Regions from separate parts of the Homo sapiens genome. Here region 2 is linked to region 1. The links are chromatin loops, found by intact Hi-C in ENCODE. Cell type or tissue: PC-9. All regions are shown on one strand. Links, peaks and the distances in the headings refer to the core of each region. The heading gives the core; the rest is flanking DNA.

Region 1 (9,463 bases), core at 788-8,787:
GTTGTTTTTACCATGTATAAATGAAGATTTGGAAGTATTGCTTCCACAGGACTGGTCACTTTGTTTCTTCAGATCATCCTCAAGCATTGATTGTGCAAAAAGAAATCTTTCTCTAGCTCCCATGGGTAAAGATTTCAACCAGTCCTCTGTTGTCTCTGCATGCTGCTCACGTATTCATTCCATCACATTTCATTGTGAATATCAATTGTCAGGTCTGTTTTCTCCACTGGACTTTCAGCTACTCAAAGACAAGGGCATACATATTCTTTTATTTCTCTCAGTGTCATTGGATCCAGGTTTTGCTGGCAAACAAATACCTGATAAATGCTAGTTTGATATAATCGTGATTGAATGGAAGAAACTGATTTATTCTTTTATGTTTCCCCTATAAAAGTATGTTCTTAATCTGTGATCCATGGATGTGCCTGGGCTGGTGGGTGTTTGTGAGCCATCTCACGTTGTTTGCAAAATTTGTTACCTTATACATTTGTCTAGGAAAAGGGTCCAAAGTTTCATCAGCTTCCTGGGGCAGCCTGTGGCCTTGAATAGATTAGGAACCATTCATAGAGAAGTTCCTTATATTCTTTCTAAGAACATCATTGTCTAAAAATCATGAAGCTTTTAAAATAATAATTGACTCAGTTCACTTTGCCATTTGCCTTAGACATTTGCCACTCTCTGTACTTGCTTCTTCAGTTTAATTCAATGTCTGCTGCCTAAAAAAATGCAAGCAGCTGCTGTGAAAATTATATATGCAATATCTGTCCATGAGAATGTAATATGGTCAATCAGATTCCTTTAACAAGTGATTTGGTTCTCATGTCAGCATATTGCCATATCTTGAAAATTGAGTGATAATCAATCATTATTATATCTGGAAGATAAAATTGACTTCAGCCCGTGAAGCCCAAGTGTCACCTAATGTTTCTCCTGTCCCCCATCCTGCCTACTGAGAAAGAAGTAGCAGAGAGGCAAATAACAAAGCAGAAGTTTGACTGATTTCTAGCATATGCAATATTTTAATTATTTCTTATTTAAATACAATTAGCCTTCAAAAAGCTACCCAAACCTGTGGAGAAAATGAGAAATATTTGGATCTGTTAACCAATGAGCAATTATAAGATTTCTATCAATTATGTTGTAGCCACTAGAATGAAATCTGAGTTGATGTAACAAGGAGACCCAAAGATCATGGTTCAGCAAAACAGAAGTTTATTTTGTGTCTCTTCATGGCACAGAGCAGGAAGGTGGCTTCTATTTCAGGAAGCCATGCTTTGGACAGAAAGGCAGTTCTGTCATCTCCAATGTAGCTTCCAAGGGAACTCTCTTGTTCTCATTTTCAGCTAGCAGAAAGACAAGTGAAGAGTGGTTTCAGAGCAAGTGTTTTCTAAGGAAGTAAGGCAGAAGCTACACATTTGACTTCTGCTCATATCCCATTGATGAGAATTTAGTTGCATGGCCACACCTCACTACCAAGAGGCAGGAAGATGTGGTGTGCCTAAGCAACTCAGCACCCAGATATACACTAGTACTCTGGAAAAAGCAGAACAGATTTTAGTTGGACAAATAACAGTCTATGTTGGACATACAGAATTAGAATTTAGACACATGCATCAAAAACGAGTTCTTCTTACCTCTTCCTTCTGGAAGGAACAGTATTCATTCCATTTTGAATGCTATGACCAAAAGTATTCATCTTTTGGTCCAAACTCAAAATGGTTTTACTGTCCCAGAAGAATGTGAAAGACAGAAAGTAACAGAGCATAGGTTTGGGCTTCAGCAGGATAGACAAAAAAGAATGGTCAGGACCCAGAGATAAGAAAGCTCCATTTGACAAGATAGAGGATCCAGAAAGATCCAGGTGTGAGATAGTAGAGAGGATAAGAAAGGGCTCTGATGACAAGAAGTAGAGACAAAGCAATGGAGTTTCATGTACATGTCTGTACCTCCCTCAAACTCTGGGAAGAGCACGCTTGGAGCTGGTCATGGGAACCAGAGCAACAGGTAGAAAGTTCTGGAAGAAAATGCCTGGCTCCTAGAACCCTGATACGTGGTCACGAAGAATAAAGCAAAGGTCTATTCACTAGAATCAGGATGAAAAGAGCGACTTAGCTACAAAAGAGATGAATAAAGAGTGGCTCAGCTAAACATGTAGATTGTTGTTATTTATTATTCTTAGGAGTTTAATAAGGTCTCATGGACTAGAGCAAGTTAAACCTGCAGGTGTCATTGAAATACACCCAGCTATGGTTTTGAGGTGCTAGGAGCAGCCAAGGAGTTAAACCATCTTAGCTTCTTGAATATAATGGAACGAAACTCCTAGTCATATTATCTCCTTAAATAAAACTGAATAAAACTCTAATCTCTTGATTATTTTTAAGAATGAACAGCTGCTTTTTAGATAGGAAGCCAAAGACTATATAAATTAGAAAAAGAATCAAAGTCAAAAAGATTTTTAAGGAGAGAGAAGAAAATGACAGTTAAGTGATTAGAACCCTGTTATAAAAATCAGTAAGGGGTACAGAGTGTCACTCAGGGAAGATGAAAAAGTTCTGGCAATGGTTTGTAGTAGTGGTTGCACAAAATATATACATATTTAATGCCACTGAATTGTATGCCTAAAAATGGTGAAAATACCCGGGTGCGGTGGCTCACGTCTGTAATCCCAGCACTTTGGGAGGCCAACGCGGGTGGATCACCTGAGGTCAGGAGTTCGAGACCAGCCTGGCCAACATGATGAAACCCTGTCTCTACTAAAAAAGTACAAAATTAGCCAGGCATGGTGGCACATGCCTGTAATCCCATCTATACGGGAGGCTAAGGCAGGAGAATCATTTGAACCCGGGAGGCAGAGGTTGCAGTGAGCCAAGATTGCGCCATTGCACTCCAGCATGGGCAACAAGAGCAAAACTCCATCTCAAGAAAAAAGGAAAAAAAAAAGTTAAAATGATAAATTCTAATTCTCTTTTACTAGAATAAAAACAATGTTTTAAAATTAAGAATTGAAAAAAATTAAAATAATGAATAGAGTGTAAAGCAATTATGGTATTTAAAAATTTGCATATGTCAATTATTAAGTGAAAAGAACACAGCTTTCAATGGGCCTATATGTTGAATATAAATATTTTACCATTTTCTCCTGTCTTAGACCATTTACTGGATCTTGAAATTTTCATTGTTAAAGTTAAGGTAAAAAAAAAAAAAGTAATATGAAGCAAAAATACATAAATTTAATTAAAGAAAATAAATATGTGAGACTGTGACATACAGGAGAGCAACAAGAAAACCCAGCCTCAGCCACATGTTCCAGAAGAGCCTCCAATCTGTGCAGGCTCCTGAACTGGCCACCCTGATCACCCACTACTTTCTACCAGGCGGGCTCTTTTCCCAGTTCTATTTTAGAAAAGAATTAGATGTCTAGACACCTTCTTACATTCCTGTTACCAAAACAAGTTGAGAGATGTTTACATATTTTTAAATGCTAGAGACTACAGATAGAGAGCCTTCTCTGCCCACACCTGTGGTCAGTGGGCAACCTGGAACATGATCCCTCATCACTGCTCCCTGCTACTCATAACCTTGTGTACTGATCTTTGTTTGAGCATGAATTGGACCTGTGACTCGCTCCAAATTAAAACAATGCAGCAATATTGATGACATCATCAACCTTAAAAGATGAGATTTGGGAAATATGACTAAGTATAAAGTTTATTTGAGTGCAGAGCTTAAGAGTAGCCACCTGGGAAACACAGACTCCAAAAGAATGGGTCAGCATTCCAAGGTGGGGAAAGTAAGGTTTCATTTATATAGGCGAAGACAGAGAAGCTTAACAAGGTTGCAGCATTTTTCAAAACAGGTTAGTACATGTGTTATAGTGATTTGATTGGTTACATTCGGAGGAAAACTGCCTTAACTTTCTGTAGGGAGGGGTAATGGTTTTGATGGGTCTTATCTCTGGTGCCGTTCAGCCTTTCCTAATCATTTACAGGGCAAGAATGAGGAAGAGATATGATCTATAATCAGAAAAGCAGAACTTGCAGCTTCATGCTTTGTGACTCAGGCCACATAGCCACATTCCTCTTAAGGTTTAAAATAATTTAAAGTTCCAACAGCTTTAAGTTTGAATTATTTAATTTCACAGGATGAAACTAACAAGAATAGGCTACAAAATATGGTGAATTCTACCTTGAGTTTCCTTTCTCACTCTCTTGATGGCTCATTACAGTGGAAGCCAGCTGCCAAGTTGTGAGTTTCCCAGTGGAAAGACCTTAGTGGCCAGGCACCTGTATCTACCACCAACCGCCAGTGAGGAAGTGAGGCCTGCAAGTGGCCAGGAAAGTGAGCTTGTAAGTGGATCCTCCCTGCAGTGTCTGTTGATGTCTATGAAAGACCGTGAGCCACGGGCATCCGGTTGAGCCACATCAACACTCTTGACTCATAGAAAACATGAGATACAAAGTATTTGTTGTTTTAAGTCATGAAATTTTGGGAAATTATTTTTCACAGCAACAAACAACAAATATACACCTGGGTAGTGCATAACGGTGATTCCTAAGCAAAGCAGGATGAGAAACACCTTGCTTATCAAAAAGGTGCTAAGCAAAGATGGCTGGCAGTTCACCAAAAATCCATGGTGACCTTCCACAGTGTAGAATTGTTGCTGGAAGCAGCTGCCAGGACAAAGACTAGGATTTCCAGCTCCATCTTCACCTCTTCATTATTATTATTTTTTAAGATGGGATCTCACTCTGTTGCTCAGGCTGGAGTGCAGTGGCATGGTCATAGCTCACTGCAGCATCAAACTCCTAAGCTCAAGTGATCCTTTAGCCTAGCCTGAAGAGCTGGGACTCCAGGCATGTGCCACCATGCCCAGGTAATTTTCAAAAACGGTTTTGTAGAGATAGGGTCTTGCTATATTGCCCAGGCTGGTCTCAAATTCCCGGCCTCAAGCCATCCTCCTGCCTCAGCCTCCCAAAGTGCTGGGATTACAGGAGTGAACCACTATGTCCGGCCCATCTATTCACTTCTAGGTGCCATGTGACTGGTTTTCACTTACAATAACATGTGTGGGAATGATTGTGGCACTTCCAGGCCTAGGGGTTAAGCCACAGATGGGCCAGTCCTGCCCTCTTTTTTTTTTTTCCATGCCATGCTGGGTCCTGAATGACCAGAAAGAACAGTCCTGACTCACTCATAGAGGACAGGAGCATTTGCTCTGAACTATTGTGAACAGAACATCTATTCTGGGCAAGAAATTAACTTTTCATGGGTTAAGCCAGTGAAATATTGGGGGTTGGGTGTTTAGTTACAGCAGCTAGTGTCACTCTAAATAATACAGAAATTCAGGAGCATAGCTTGAAACACTGAGATGAGACACTCCTCATGGAGAGTGAGTGCACACATACTTAGCAATGTCTAGATGCCAAAGTCAGAAGTTTTTATATTTCAGAGCAAAGTCTTCCAGGTAGCTGTGGTCTCTAGGGCAAGGCACAGGGAGAAGATAATATGATATGGATTAGGGTTGGTCATATCCAGTATCATCACGTGCAGGAGGGAGAGGAGAAATGAAAAGCCTTGTGTGTGTGTTTTTTTTTCATCTCTGTTTCCTTACTACAAAACTCTTGTTAAGTATAGTAAATTGTAGGTGGTTTAGTATTTGAAACTAACTCACAGAAGACCAAAAGGAGAGAGAGGAGAGAGAGAGGTGGCAGGAAGAGAGAGAGAGAGAGAGAGAGACAGAGAGAGAGAAATTTTTTAGGGAGAAAGAAAAGTGAAGAAATGGAAAAGGAAAAGGGAGAAAAGGTCATACAGTTTTAGTAAATATTATTCTATTTTAGCAAGATTGAGCATTTTGTAAACTGTTTCTGGAAAACTGTAATTGGAGTTCTTAAATTGGGGTTCAAAAAAGGAGATCTGAAAATCTCAATATTTTCTACCAAATGTCGATATTTATACACACAGATTTTTTTTTCTGGAATTGATGATCCCCCTCCCCCAAGTTTAAGAACCATTTCTCTAAAGTGACTTTGGCCATATTATTTAGGGCATTTTGATTTAATCTTATTCTTGCCAACTTTTTGCCTCCTTAAAAGTTATTACCAAAGGAAAATTTTATAAAAGCCATATGAAGAATGTGTATTTAAAAGCAGGTTGTATGTGTTTGAACAATGCTTGTTCTGTCTGCCTCTACATTGCTTTCTTAGATTATAAACAGAAACCATGCCTTTTCCCCAGAAAAATTACTTTATCAGAATACCTAAAACCAGGTTCCTTGCAGGATAGAGCATAATAAATGCTATTGTTTCCTGCTGATGAAGTGTCTAACCCAGTTCACACACAAGTCAATGAAAATACTGAAAATAAAACTTATATTTTCTATTCCACTGCCTAGTTAATAAACGTTGACATGCATAATTATTTTAGATGTAGGAAGACAAAACAATAAATAAGAGGAAAATACTGATAAGATGTTGTTGATTTAAATAAAGGAGCTGATCTCATGTGAAGGATGTATTGCACATAAAAGCAAGAGGCAAATGTGATGGCCCTTTTATTCCTGCATACTGTGGCTTATTTAAAAGGAAGTTAATGGTAGAGTATTAAGTCTTGTTTCCTGTGCATGTCATGTTTTAATGGTGTTTATTTCTTTTTTGTTTGTTTGTTTTTCTTTTCTTTTTTCTTTTTTTTTTTTTTTTTTGTGGCAGACAGGGTCTTACTCTGTCACCCAGGCTGGAGTGCGGTGGTGCAATCTTGGCTCACTGCAACCTCTGCCTTTCAGGTTCAAGCCATCCTCCCACCTCAGCTTCCACACTCAGCTAATTTTTGTATTTTTTTGATAGAGAAAGGTTTTTACCATGTTGATCCAGGCTGGTCTCAAACCCCTGACCTCAGGTGATCAGTCCTCCTCGGCCTCCCAAAGTGCTGAGGTTACACGTGTGAGCCACTGCACCCTGCCTAATGGTGCTATTTCTAATCTAGGTTTTGTACCACTAACCTGGATGTCTTCTACCTTGCCCAAGTTTGTCTGAGGAGCCCCAGAACAAATAGGACTATTGGTATTATTTCAGTACTAGATAAATTAAAATGTCCTCCTGGAGATGCTCAATGAACATTTGTTTGTCATTATCGAGTAACAAATATAAAATTAATGAATATTATTACTTCATGGATTCTTGAAGAATGTAACAAAAAAGGAAATGTACATCCGGATGAGGATTTAAGGTAAAATCTATGAAAATAAATTAGTTACTCATCACTTTATATTAGCAGATTAAAAAAAATGTAGCTGTCCTATAAATGAAGTGGTTTTTCCACTCACCTGTTTTGGGTGGACCATTTTTATGAAGTTGATTGTCTTGGTGATAAGACAGCATTAGAGAGAGACCATGAAGTGCTAGATTTTGAGTTCTGATCTATCTACATCTAGAAGATGATTTCAAATGTTAGCAACAAGAAATTAGATTGAACGTGATGCCAGTAGCTCTTCAGGAATCTACCTGCAAAACGTAGCATGTAGAGGACAGAGATGGGAAGATGGAGAAACGAGGATGATGTTTCTTTTTTCCTGCCTCCTCTCAGTGACTAGGCTTGACCACTAATAGGAGCACACTAAAGAGAGAGATCTGAATTACACAGGAAGCTTTATGAAATGCAGAGAACCAGCAGCTCAGCTCTGAGTGTAGATAGCAAAACAGAACACAACTGGAGAAAAACACATCCCATTTCTGACAAGAGCTCCCCATGATTCAAGTGGTACAAAGAGGGCTGGAGAGGAGGCAGTGCCCCTTGATATCTGGCATATTTGCCGTCTGGGGATGCCCTGGAAGGCCACATCCTTGGTAGAGTAGCAGTGTGCCCAGTGAGGTCACCTCCAGCCATGACCCCACAAGGCACAGCCCTCAAGTGGCTTGCAGACAGAAAACATCCAGGAGAATGCCAGCTGAGAAGAGAAAGGGGGATTTTTCCAAAGCATCCATGAAACATCCCAGAGAATAGGAAAAACAGGGCGAAAAGGATCTCAGGTGAGGTTCTGTGAGGGTCTTCAGGATGAGGATGAGGACCCTCACAGAAGGCTCCTGACACCACAGAGTTTGTGCTTTTTTGCAACAAGGGAGTTGGGCTCTGAAACTGCCTCACTAATTTAAGTCAGCCATTGTCTCAAGGCCTCCGGGCATTTGGTGAGCAGGCAAAAGAGCTCAGCTAGCCCAAGGATATAGTACTCTGAAGAAAACTGCAGGTGTTACACCTTAGAAACAAAGCTCTCAGAAGTTGGGGGTGGACACACAGAAACAGTAAAAGAAACTTCAGAGGATCAAGATAGAACCCAACCAACACTTGCTATGCCACCTTAGCCAGAAATAGCTGGGGCTAACTTTGCAGAAAATAGCATGGGTGCTGAGGGCCCGCAGTTCAGCAAATGGAGGCTAATAAGTTTACGTAACTGCAATGTCAGCATATACATGACCTCATTTATATTTGCAGGATGGTGAAGCCTTGGTGGGTTACATATGAATAAAAAAATTCAGAATTGGAAGGGATCTTGTAGATCATCTAGTGAGAACTCTTTCTTCCCATTCTGTAGCAAAGATACTGAAGTACCAAGAAAGATAAGTGATTTGCCAAAGAGAAGATAGCTAATGTGAAAGTGAATGCAAATGGAATCACTTGTGTTAAAAACAGACAAATAGGGCCAAGGAAGGCCATGAAAAAGGTTTCTCATGCGTGAATGCCTGATAACAAGGCTACCACAAAAGACTCTGCAAACACCACAACCTTGCACAAAGGCCATTGCAACCTTACAAACACACAAACAAAAAAAACAAAACTCACCAGGTCATTTGCCCAACAATTGCCTGTCCAACATCAAACTGACATCATACTTGTTGCTGATCCTTATAGCCAAGGATAATTTTCTCAAAAGAGCTACGTAACTTTTTTTTTAAGAAAAAACTTTGTCTTCCTTTACCTCCTTGAATACACATACAGTTTACTATGGAATGGGTATTTTCATTGCAATAACCATTACTGAATAAATATCATTCTGTTTTAGAGAGTCTCTCTCTGTCTGTTATTTAGGTTAACACTAACTAGTGGCAAAGCCAGGATTAAAATTCAAGTTTTCTGATCTCAAATTATGTTTTCTCTAATTATCCAAGACACATCATAATACAGAAAAATTTTGTAATTTGAGGATTTGCAATGCCTACCCTGAAAACATGTCAAGTATGTTGTGCTCCTTTCCGTGTCTTATGACAGAGTGTTGGCACTGTGATTTTATTACATTTACATTTAATCTACTCTTGTTCATATTATTACATTACTTTATGTTATCCTGAACACAAACTATTTTAATATCCATCTGTATTTACTAGTGACTTTCCAGGTAACATAATAGGAAAATGCAAAGCTCAAATTGCTGGTGTTGCTGAATGGGGGTGATAAAGAATACCACGTTTCCTTGTCT
Region 2 (9,463 bases), core at 485-8,484, 270 kb before region 1:
GTTCAGTTGTCTGGTGAACTTACAAGATGAACAGCAGTGGGTGGAAGGAGAAAATGTCCACTTCCGGAAAATCAATAGCAAGCTCATGGTGTCTGTGTCAACCAAATTAGAAAAGAAAGTATTCATTATTAGGAACAGAATCCATGCAATGATGAATGCAGTGCAAGGGTGCAGGGATTAGTATTTCTTTGTGCTGTTCCACCTTATTGCTGAATCCTCATATGGCAGAAGGCAGAAGGGCAAGGTAACCAAAAACTGCATAAAGTCTCTTTTATAAGGGCTTTAATCACATTCATAAGTGAGGATCCCTCAAAATCTAATCACTTCTTAAATGTCCCACTTCTTAAAAATATCACATTGGCAACTCCTGAATTTTGGAGGAGACACATTTAAACCACAGTAATAAGAAAAATAGTTTTTCCTTTCCTTCCTCTCTCTCTCTTTACCTCTCCCTTCTTCCTTTTGTCCTTTCTTTTCTTTCTGTTTTTTTCTTTCTTTGCTTCCTGATTTGGGTTGTTACATAAAATCTGATCATGCTTGTTACTTTAGAGGCAAAAATATACAAAATCTTTAGTTTTTATAAATAATATTTTAACATGCATAAGACATAACTGCTGCAATATGAATATGCTCTCCTGTGTAAAGAAAATGGCATATTTGTTTGGAATTTAATTATGGCGTGTCATTTTCCTGGACAAGGATACTCACAAAAGAGTGTTTTTTTTCTAATTTTTAGAGACTTTGAGATGCCTTATGGCTGTTTTTGAATGATAGACTCAGTGTGGATTCAAAACAGGGGAAAGCCTTTTTTCATGTTTCTTTCAATAATTTTTACCAAACATCTGCTAAGAGCTCCCAGGGGTATATTTTGCACAGGACTGAAAAATGACTGCTGGTAATGCTAAGAGCCTGCTACTTTCAGAATACGTAACACAGATAATATGCATGACGATTTAATACATCTATGAATGGATATTATATGGAGATTGCAGACCAGCTGTTCCCTCCTAAAACAAGCCACAGGAACAAGGGCTGCAGCTAGAGAGATTCAGCTTCAATATAAAGAACTGGAAGAAGTTGCTAGGGAGACTTCTGCATCCCTTATGAAGATTCTTACTTAGAACATTGAATGTTGTCAGTTCTGGCCTGTGATTCCCAAGTCTTTCAAGTTAAAAAAAGAACAAAATATCAACTTGGATTTTAAACTTAGGTGAAAATCACTTTATTTACCAGAAGAAGTTCTCGATCGGTACTTAAAATGAAGAGAAAAAGACTTTTGACTCAAAACTTCGGAAGTTAAATAGACTGTGTTCACCCTCTCCTTCACTATCTCAATGTAGCAAAAGCTGAATCCCCACAGACTACAGAAGCAACTCGAGGCCTCCTTGCACTAAACTTCTGTCATTTATAGCTTCCTCACTAGGACCTCTCAACAAAATCCCTGTCTATTAACCCTACCAGCCAGAGTGAGTCCTGCCATAAGACTGTGAAGCAACAGTGGTTTCTTTAATTCCTGCAATGATCTGTTAATGTCAAATGTTTTCCTGTTTAGCTTCTTATTTGATCTTCTCCATGATCATACAAAGCCATCATTATTATCCCATTTCCAGATGAGAAAAATGAGGATCATGGGGTGACTTATCCAAAATTACCCACTTCATAAGTGGCAAAGCCAGGACAAAACCTGAAGTCTTTGGAATCTCAATTTAAGGGCTTTTTGTACTGTAGTCAGCAATTTTGATTCTCTCATCATCTTTTTCAGGGGTACTTTTCTTTCTAACATTGTGACTGGTTGGTCTGGTATGTCCCTGGATCTCTACTCTTCTAAGAAATGGCAAGAGAAATAGTCAGACTAGAGCCTTCCAGAAACCATCCTGTGAAACAGAAAGCTACTGTCCATCCCTCCACTATAAACATGGATGGTCTGGCTTTCCACGTGCCCATTGTGTCACCTTGGGCAAGTTGTTTAACCTCTATCTGTTTCAGTTTCCTCATCTGTATAGATGGAAATAATAATATTACCTGCCATATAGGGATGTTGAGAGGGAAATGCATGCAATTTGTTTGGAACAGACTGTGTTTGGGACAAAATAAGTAGAGTAAAAATGTTACTTAATATTACAAATTTGCTATCAACTCTAGACTCCAAGCCTGACTTTCCCATGTGACAATATGGTATTTAACTAATTATATAAAAATCATCTGTATATATGCCTCTTTTCAAGGTAATGGAAGAATACAGGAATGAATAAAACTAGTATCTTTCCCCAAGAGGCCTATCATTCAGTAATAAAATTGGGAAATATACACATTTTGTGGGACTTTGAATATCTTTTTTTTTTTTTTGAGTTGGAGTCTCACTCTGTCACCCAGACTGGAGTGCAGTGGGCGATCTCGGCTCACTGTAACCTCTGCCTCCCGGGTTCACGCCATTCTCCTGCCTCAGCCTCCCAGGTAGCTGGGACTACAGGCACTTGCCACCACACCTGACTAATTTTTTGTATTTTTAGTAGAGACGGGGTTTCATTGTGTTAGCCAGGATGGTCTCGATCTCCTGACATCATGATTTGTTCTCCTTGGCCTCCCAAAGTGCTGGGATTACAGGCTTGAGCCACCGCGCCCGGCCTGAATATCTTATATGCCTTAAACCTCCATGAAACCTGGCTCAGTGGCTGCTACACACAAGATACTCAGTGAATAAATATGGAAGAATTGAATATGGTGAGTGAAAAATCAAGATTTAGGGAAAGCTTCCTGGAAGGAGAAACAACATAAGATACGCATGGAGGCCTAAGAAGGATCCATTTAAGAAGTTCATGGTGGTGGATTCATGGGTTCAGGGTCAGTGTATAAAAAAATTGTAAAGATAGATTTCAACCTGGATATTGGATGGTCTTAAATGACATCCTATAGGCTTAAGTGCCATGCAGTACCCAATGGAGGCAAGCAGGACATCAGATGGTTCACAAAAGAATCTGGCGTGATTGGATATGAACAATAGGATCATGTCTTTTATGATTTTGAGGACCATTAGGACTGGTAGTCTGGTATACTAATCTTCACAAGATCAAAACCACTCATCTCGTAAGGTTGCTGAGGGAAATGTTCATGCTTGGGGTCAAATGCAAAGAAAAGCAAAATAATATTTTTTTTTGGTTGGACTTTTTGTCAACAACTCCACAATGCCAATAACTCTGTTAAGATGGGCTTGCAACATGGCATGTAGACAAGAAGCCCAAGAAACCTTCTTGCTGTTCCTAAGCCTAGACTGTAACTTGGATGCTGTGATCCAACTTGCCTCAACGACAATAACTTTTGAGTCTAATGGCTTAAATATACATGAAAGAGCAAGACAACTAGATGACTCGATCTCTTCCTTGTGCAGAAAGGCTTGGGCCACTTCGCTATTCCTTGGCCATAAAAGGAGAAAGAAAGAAAGAAGAAAAGAGCCACACCTGTGGATGTGATGATTAATCCACAATAACCCTGCATGTGTAGGCCAGGCACATGCTTGGAGTCTGACTCATTAAATGTGTGTCCCTCCTCTTAGAAGAGGAAGAAGACATGGGGAAAGTAGCTGTTTGTCTTTCCAGAGGCCTACCTGGAAGTTGGGTTAAGGAAGTTAAACATTAGAGGTAGAAGGAATTTGAGCGAGGTCAGTGTCTGTGGGACTGAACAGTGTCTTTGATTTCAAAGGCATTGAGAATTCTGATTTAATGTTGAAGTGAAAGATGTGGAGACACTGAAGATGTTTATCAGTTTCTAGTCTTCTGTGTCTGGGAGCATGGTGCTGCCATTAACTAAGAGAAGCAATGAAGAGGCTAAGATGACTTCTGTTTTTTTTTTGTAGTTTTAGCGTACCCTTTAAACAAAACACATCTGCTAGTACCCTGAGGCTACCTCAAGGGTAAGCAGAGCATTAAGTTAATTGACAAGTAATATTACAGTGTGAGGAAAAAGGGAAGGATGAATACCACCTTTTATCTTTTCCTAGAAAATAAGTAACAGGAGTGTAGAATTATTCATGAGGCAGGTGAACCTAGGGTCCTGTAGTAAATGGCTGCTTTTTAAGCGTCATTTCTGTGTTTCAGATGATGTCGTAAACTGTCTAAGAGATGCTGAAAGCTTTTTCAGGAAGTATGTAACAAAAGTTTTGAAAGGGGCTAGTCACAGAAATTGATTCCTGTGATGGTTAATTTTGTGTGTCAACCTGACTAGGCCACAGGGTACCCAGGTTAAGTGTTATTTCTGGGTGTGTCTGTGGGGTGTTCCAGATGAGATTAGCCTTGACAAGTTGAATTGGTAAATTTAGTAAGGTAGATCGCACTCCTTAGGGTGAGAGGATAGTATCCAATTCATTAAGGGCCTAAATAGAACAAAAAGAGGAGGAAGGGAAGACGCACCCCCTTCCTGGCTGTCTGTGAGTGCAGGTATGGGTGTCCTACCCTTGAACTTGGATCTTCACCTTTGGTGCCCTGGCTCTCAAGCTTTTGCACTCAAACTGGAGTTACGCCACTGGCTTTTCTGGGCCTTTTGCTTGCACACAGCAAATTCGGGGACTTCTCAGTCTCTATGGTCGTGTGAGCCAAATCCTTACAATCTCTCTCTCTCTCCATATGTATGTGTGTGTGTGTGTGTGTGTGTGTGTGTGTATACACACACACACACACACACACACGCACACACACCAGAGAAACAGAACCAATGTGGGAAGTATATATAAAATAACATATTGGTTCCATTTCTTTGGAGAACTTTAACTAATAAACCCTCCTAGCAGTATTTTCATAGTTTAGCGGAGGGACTTGGCTCTGGGAATTATTTAAAGCCAAACTTAAGTATGTGAGAGAAAAGACACCACTTAAAGTCAACAATAGTACTCAAAAAAAAAAAAAAAAGAAAAAAAAACGGAAAGAAGTAACATGATAATCTGATAATCTGGGCCCATGGGAAAAAAGATATGTATGTGTACCCTGGCATTTTACTTGGAATCAACAACTGAGATAAGAAGTGCTGAAAGGTAGTTGGTATTCCAAATGAATAGTTTAGAAAGACAGGAAAAAGTCTGGACCAGTGATTACTAATGGGTCATGTAATTCAAAACCAAACACCACATGTTCTCACTTATAAGTGGGAGTTGAACAATGAGAACACATGGACACAGGGAGGGGAACATCACACATCGGGGCCTGTTGGGGGGTGGGGGACTAGGGGAGGGATAGCATTAGAAATACCTAATGTAGATGATGGCTTGATGAGTGCAGCAAACCACCATGGCATGTGTATACCTATGCAACAAACCTGCACCTTCTGCACGTGTACCCCAGAACTTAAAATATAACTTAAAAAAAAGATCTTCTTAAAAGCACTATAACATATTAATGAACTGTGATTAAATTAAATAGGGAAGAAATTGGTTATTACAATTCAATCAATCAAAAAAAAAAACCATTCATAGTTAACAGGGGTCAATTCAGGCAGAAATCAGAAGGCCTGAGAGCTGGGTACTTAGGCAGTGATATGGCTGGGGTCCTGTCTCTGCCCAACTCTCATGTGAAATTGTAATCTTCAGTATTGGAGGTGGGGCCTGGTGGGAGGTGATTGGATCATGAGGTTGGATTTCCCCCTTGGTGCTGCTCTTGTGATAGTGAATGCTCATGAGATTTGGTTGTTTGAAAGTGTGTGGCACCTCCCCGCTCCCTCTCTCTTTCTCCTGCTCTGGCCATATGAAGACCTGCCTCCTTCTCTTTGCCTTCCATCATGATTGTAAGTTTCCTGAGGCCTCCCCAGCCATGCTTCCTGTACAGCCTGTGGAACTGTGAGCCAATTAAACCTCTTTTCTTTATAAATTACCCAGTCTCAGGTATTTCTTTAGAACAGTGTGAGAACAGACTAACTAAGAAAAAGCATGCACAGACAATAGCCAAGACCCAAAATGGCAGCTGAAATATGAGGGAGAAGGTAAAGGTGGGGCTGGGACTTCACCACATGGCTGGGGAAAATTGTAAGAACCCAGTGTAGAAGCAGGAAGCAGGACTTTATAAATGAAATAACTCAGTTAGGTGTTTTCATTTGGTTCTTGTTAAAACAAGAGGCAGCCCTCAGGATGAGTTGCCTTAAGCCCTTATTAAAAAAAAATGAGTAAGCTCTTCATGTGTGTGCAGAGAATGATCCTACAGAATAGAACAAAAGAAATACAGAGCCCTGGGGTATTTGTAGTCATATGCTAGCAATTATGTAAATTAAAAGGGCACAGTTTGCAGTATGTATATGTATACCTCAGAACTTCTAGAAAGATCCATAGAAATCTATAATGGCGTCTCATGGTTGCTTGGTTAGTGGTAATCGTGGTGGCAATGGAAAACTAGGCAAAAAGAAAAAAGGGTTGGAAGGAAGACATTCACTTACACCTGTAAGTTGGTGTATACCTATGGAAAAAAAATCAAAGACATATAGTTTAAAAAGAATATCTTGATTGGGGATTTTATGTGCCAGTAAATTAGATTATGTGTTTTGGAAAGGGTAGGTGATCAGGTGAGCAGTCATCTTATATATAATAGCAGGAAACATTTTGTTTTACTAGTTTCAAGTACGCATTATCAATAATCTGTGTTTAATTTTTAAGTTAAAACTTCAACTCATAAAATCAAATGTGTGAGATGAGTTTAGAATAGAGAATTCTTGGAGAATTGAAATAAACTGTAATCCACCCACTTTTGGGGCTGCATGGAACTCTGTCTGTTTCTTGCTACATTTAGCAGTGTAGTTCAAATTTAGGAAAAAACCTGGCAGGATGAACAAACGTTTTGTATGTAAAACGTGAAGTAAATTTCACGTGGTAATAACTTTGTGATAGGGCTCTTCCTACTTGTGTTTTCTTTAATGGTTGCTGTCTGCAATGTTTGAGTTTAAAGCCATCAACAAATCAACTTATCAACTTAACCAAACCAAACAAAACAAACTAGAAAGCATAGACAAAGATGGTGGTGATAAGGAGAAACATTTACATGTACTTAGCTGTTCTCCTTAGGACGAGTTTTGTCTGACACATTTTTTACATAAAAACACAGCAGCTTACAATACCAATTCATGGTTCATTAAAAACCTTTCTCCTGACTGTAATTCTCATTGAAATCAGTGGGGACAAAAACGGAAATGGATTTTAGAGTGATGGTGAGCAGACTCTTGCTATGAATGGAATCCCATTCATGATGACTGAAGGATTGCTTTGCGTGAGTTACGGAAGCAGCATTGACTCTAAGTGTTGGGTTCAACTTTAGGAAGAACTGGAAATCCTATTGGTGTATAGATTTATATTCAGGTGTTACTTTGTCAAGCCAATGCTAAAGTTATGGTCAACCAATATATTTTAGCAGTGTAAAAGAAATAACTTTGGTTAAGTAGATATAAAGAAATTACTAAAAACAAAGATTTTTATATTTAATTCTGATTCCGGCATTTTCTCATTTTATGTTTGTCCTCAATAACCTTAATGTCTCAGTTGTTACCATCTCAGAAATGGGGATACCAATGCTGCTTCATAATGATACTAGAAGAAACCATGTAAATGTTATTGCAGTCATTCCGCAAGAAGAAAATATTAAAATTTTAGAAAAATTTATGTCTATGTGAAAACATTTTCTATTGGATTTATTGATAACTCTAATGTTTTACCTGTTCTTTTGAGTTTTTTTTTTTAAATTGACACACCAATAACTTACTTAATTGCTCTTTTGGAGACATTCTCATTGAAAAATGAAAACCAGCAATGTTCCTTTCATTCTTTCTTTAAGTTCTTTTTTGAGTTTTTAAACATCTCTTTTTTTAATCTAAAGCTATCTTGGAGTCTTTTTCCTCTCCTAAAATGTGGGATAGATTCATGCAAGAGAATTTTCCCCAGTGCTCCAGTCTTGTTTATAATAGTAAATTCCTTTTAAATTTTATAACTGGTGTCTCCAAGGGTTCACAATTCAACATTAATGTGTTGGGGTTGAGCTACCCAACACCAGTTTTTGAAGAAAAGAACCAAGTGATCAACAAGCCAACAAATGGCGAAAGCTATTAAATACGCTGAGATTCTAGCTATTTATCATTGATGTTTTGGTAATTGTGATTTATTAGGGAAGTTACAAAGCTCTGAGTTCTCCCAGCTTCCACTTCTGTATTGTGGTCCAAGCTTACTGCTTTTGTTTGTGACATAAATCATGTCTGGATACCAAAGACTCCAGATCTGCTAACCTCTAAGCTTTTTGTTTTATTTTTTTTCCCCCTATTCTTTGTGTTTCCTTTTTAGGAAATGTTGATGAGTGATTATAGGCATATTACTTCTTTCATGCCTATTTCTAAAAATAGGATCTAGAAATATTATTTTGGGTATAAAGGTTACTAGGAGACAGGTGAGCTTAAAATTTTTGGCATTTGACTTTCTTCTCTCTTTTTAAAAAAACTTTTTGTATCATTTTGAATCAGAATCACTTAAATCAAAGACTTGTTTTCTTCTGAAATCCTGGCAATAAAGTAGATAATTAGAAAATTAGTCTTCTAAATATTGCTTTGAGAAGTTACAGGTTACAATCTTTCTTCTTTGAAGAACCCTCCTAGAATTCTTTGCCCATAAGTATTTACTTCCTACGGTCTTTTCTGTCATTCACAGTTCACTTCAAATGCCATTTCCTCAAAGAGGCGTTTCTAGTACTTTCTTAGGTTGTCCCCTGACATTGTTCTCTATTATGTTCTTGCTTTCTGTCAATATCTGAAATTATCTTATCTATTTTCTCTGTCACTTTCTGTATCATCTTAGTAGAAGGAAAATTCTGTGTGGGCAGAGACCTGACATCCTTGCTTTCAGTTGTATCTTCACTTCACAGTACAGTCCAGGATTCAGTATGCAGTAGACATTCAATAAATACTTGAATAAATTCAATACATAAATGAATTGAAGTTAGAAATAGATTTTTCCCTGCAGTTTACTGCATGTGTAATCTTAAGCACATTACTTCATCCCACTCACCTTGTATCTTCTTTTGAAAAATAGAGTTGAGTATTGTGATTTAAAAGGTTGCTTTAAGGTAGAGAAGCGCTATACCTTTAACTTTGAAAATTCCATCTAGTTAGTATTGCTGATAGCAAGAAAGCCCATTAGTTGTGTCACTCTACTAATGAAAGTTTGCAAGTATATTTTTTATTTTATTTTTATTGAGACAGAGTTTCACTCTGTTGCCCAGGCTGGAGTGCAGTGGCGTGATCTTGGCTCACTGGCAGCCTCTGCCTCCCGGGTTCGAGAGATTCTCATGCCTCAGCCTCCCGAGTAGCTGGGATTACAGGCGCGAGCCACCACGCCTGGCTAATTTTTGTATTTTTAATAGAGACGGGGTTTTACTGTGTTTGCCAGGCTGGTCTTGAACTCCTGAACTTAGGTGATCCACCTGCCTCAGCCTCCCAAGGTGCTGGGATTACAGGCATG

The links. A loop is a pair of places that touch in the nucleus more often than their neighbours do. Peaks named below come from ENCODE experiments on the same cell type or tissue, not always from the same donor. Only the 100,000 strongest peaks of a DNase experiment are listed, where the experiment ranks them.
Region 2: a loop joins it to region 1, with 6 times the contacts of the local background. A loop is called at or near these places in 4 of 110 quality-filtered maps.

What each region holds. Positions count from the first base shown.
Region 1 is chr2:226,131,816-226,141,278 of GRCh38, reverse strand. No RefSeq gene overlaps it. Among named protein-coding and RNA genes, the nearest start is that of MIR5702, 520 kb to the left of the region's middle. In PC-9, for the core only: no CTCF peak of the experiment used is centred there; DNase peaks (open chromatin) are centred at 3,698 and 3,978; H3K27ac peaks cover 1,426 bases.
Region 2 is chr2:226,405,993-226,415,455 of GRCh38, reverse strand. No RefSeq gene overlaps it. Among named protein-coding and RNA genes, the nearest start is that of MIR5702, 250 kb to the left of the region's middle. In PC-9, for the core only: no CTCF peak of the experiment used is centred there; a DNase peak (open chromatin) is centred at 3,515; H3K27ac peaks cover 1,909 bases.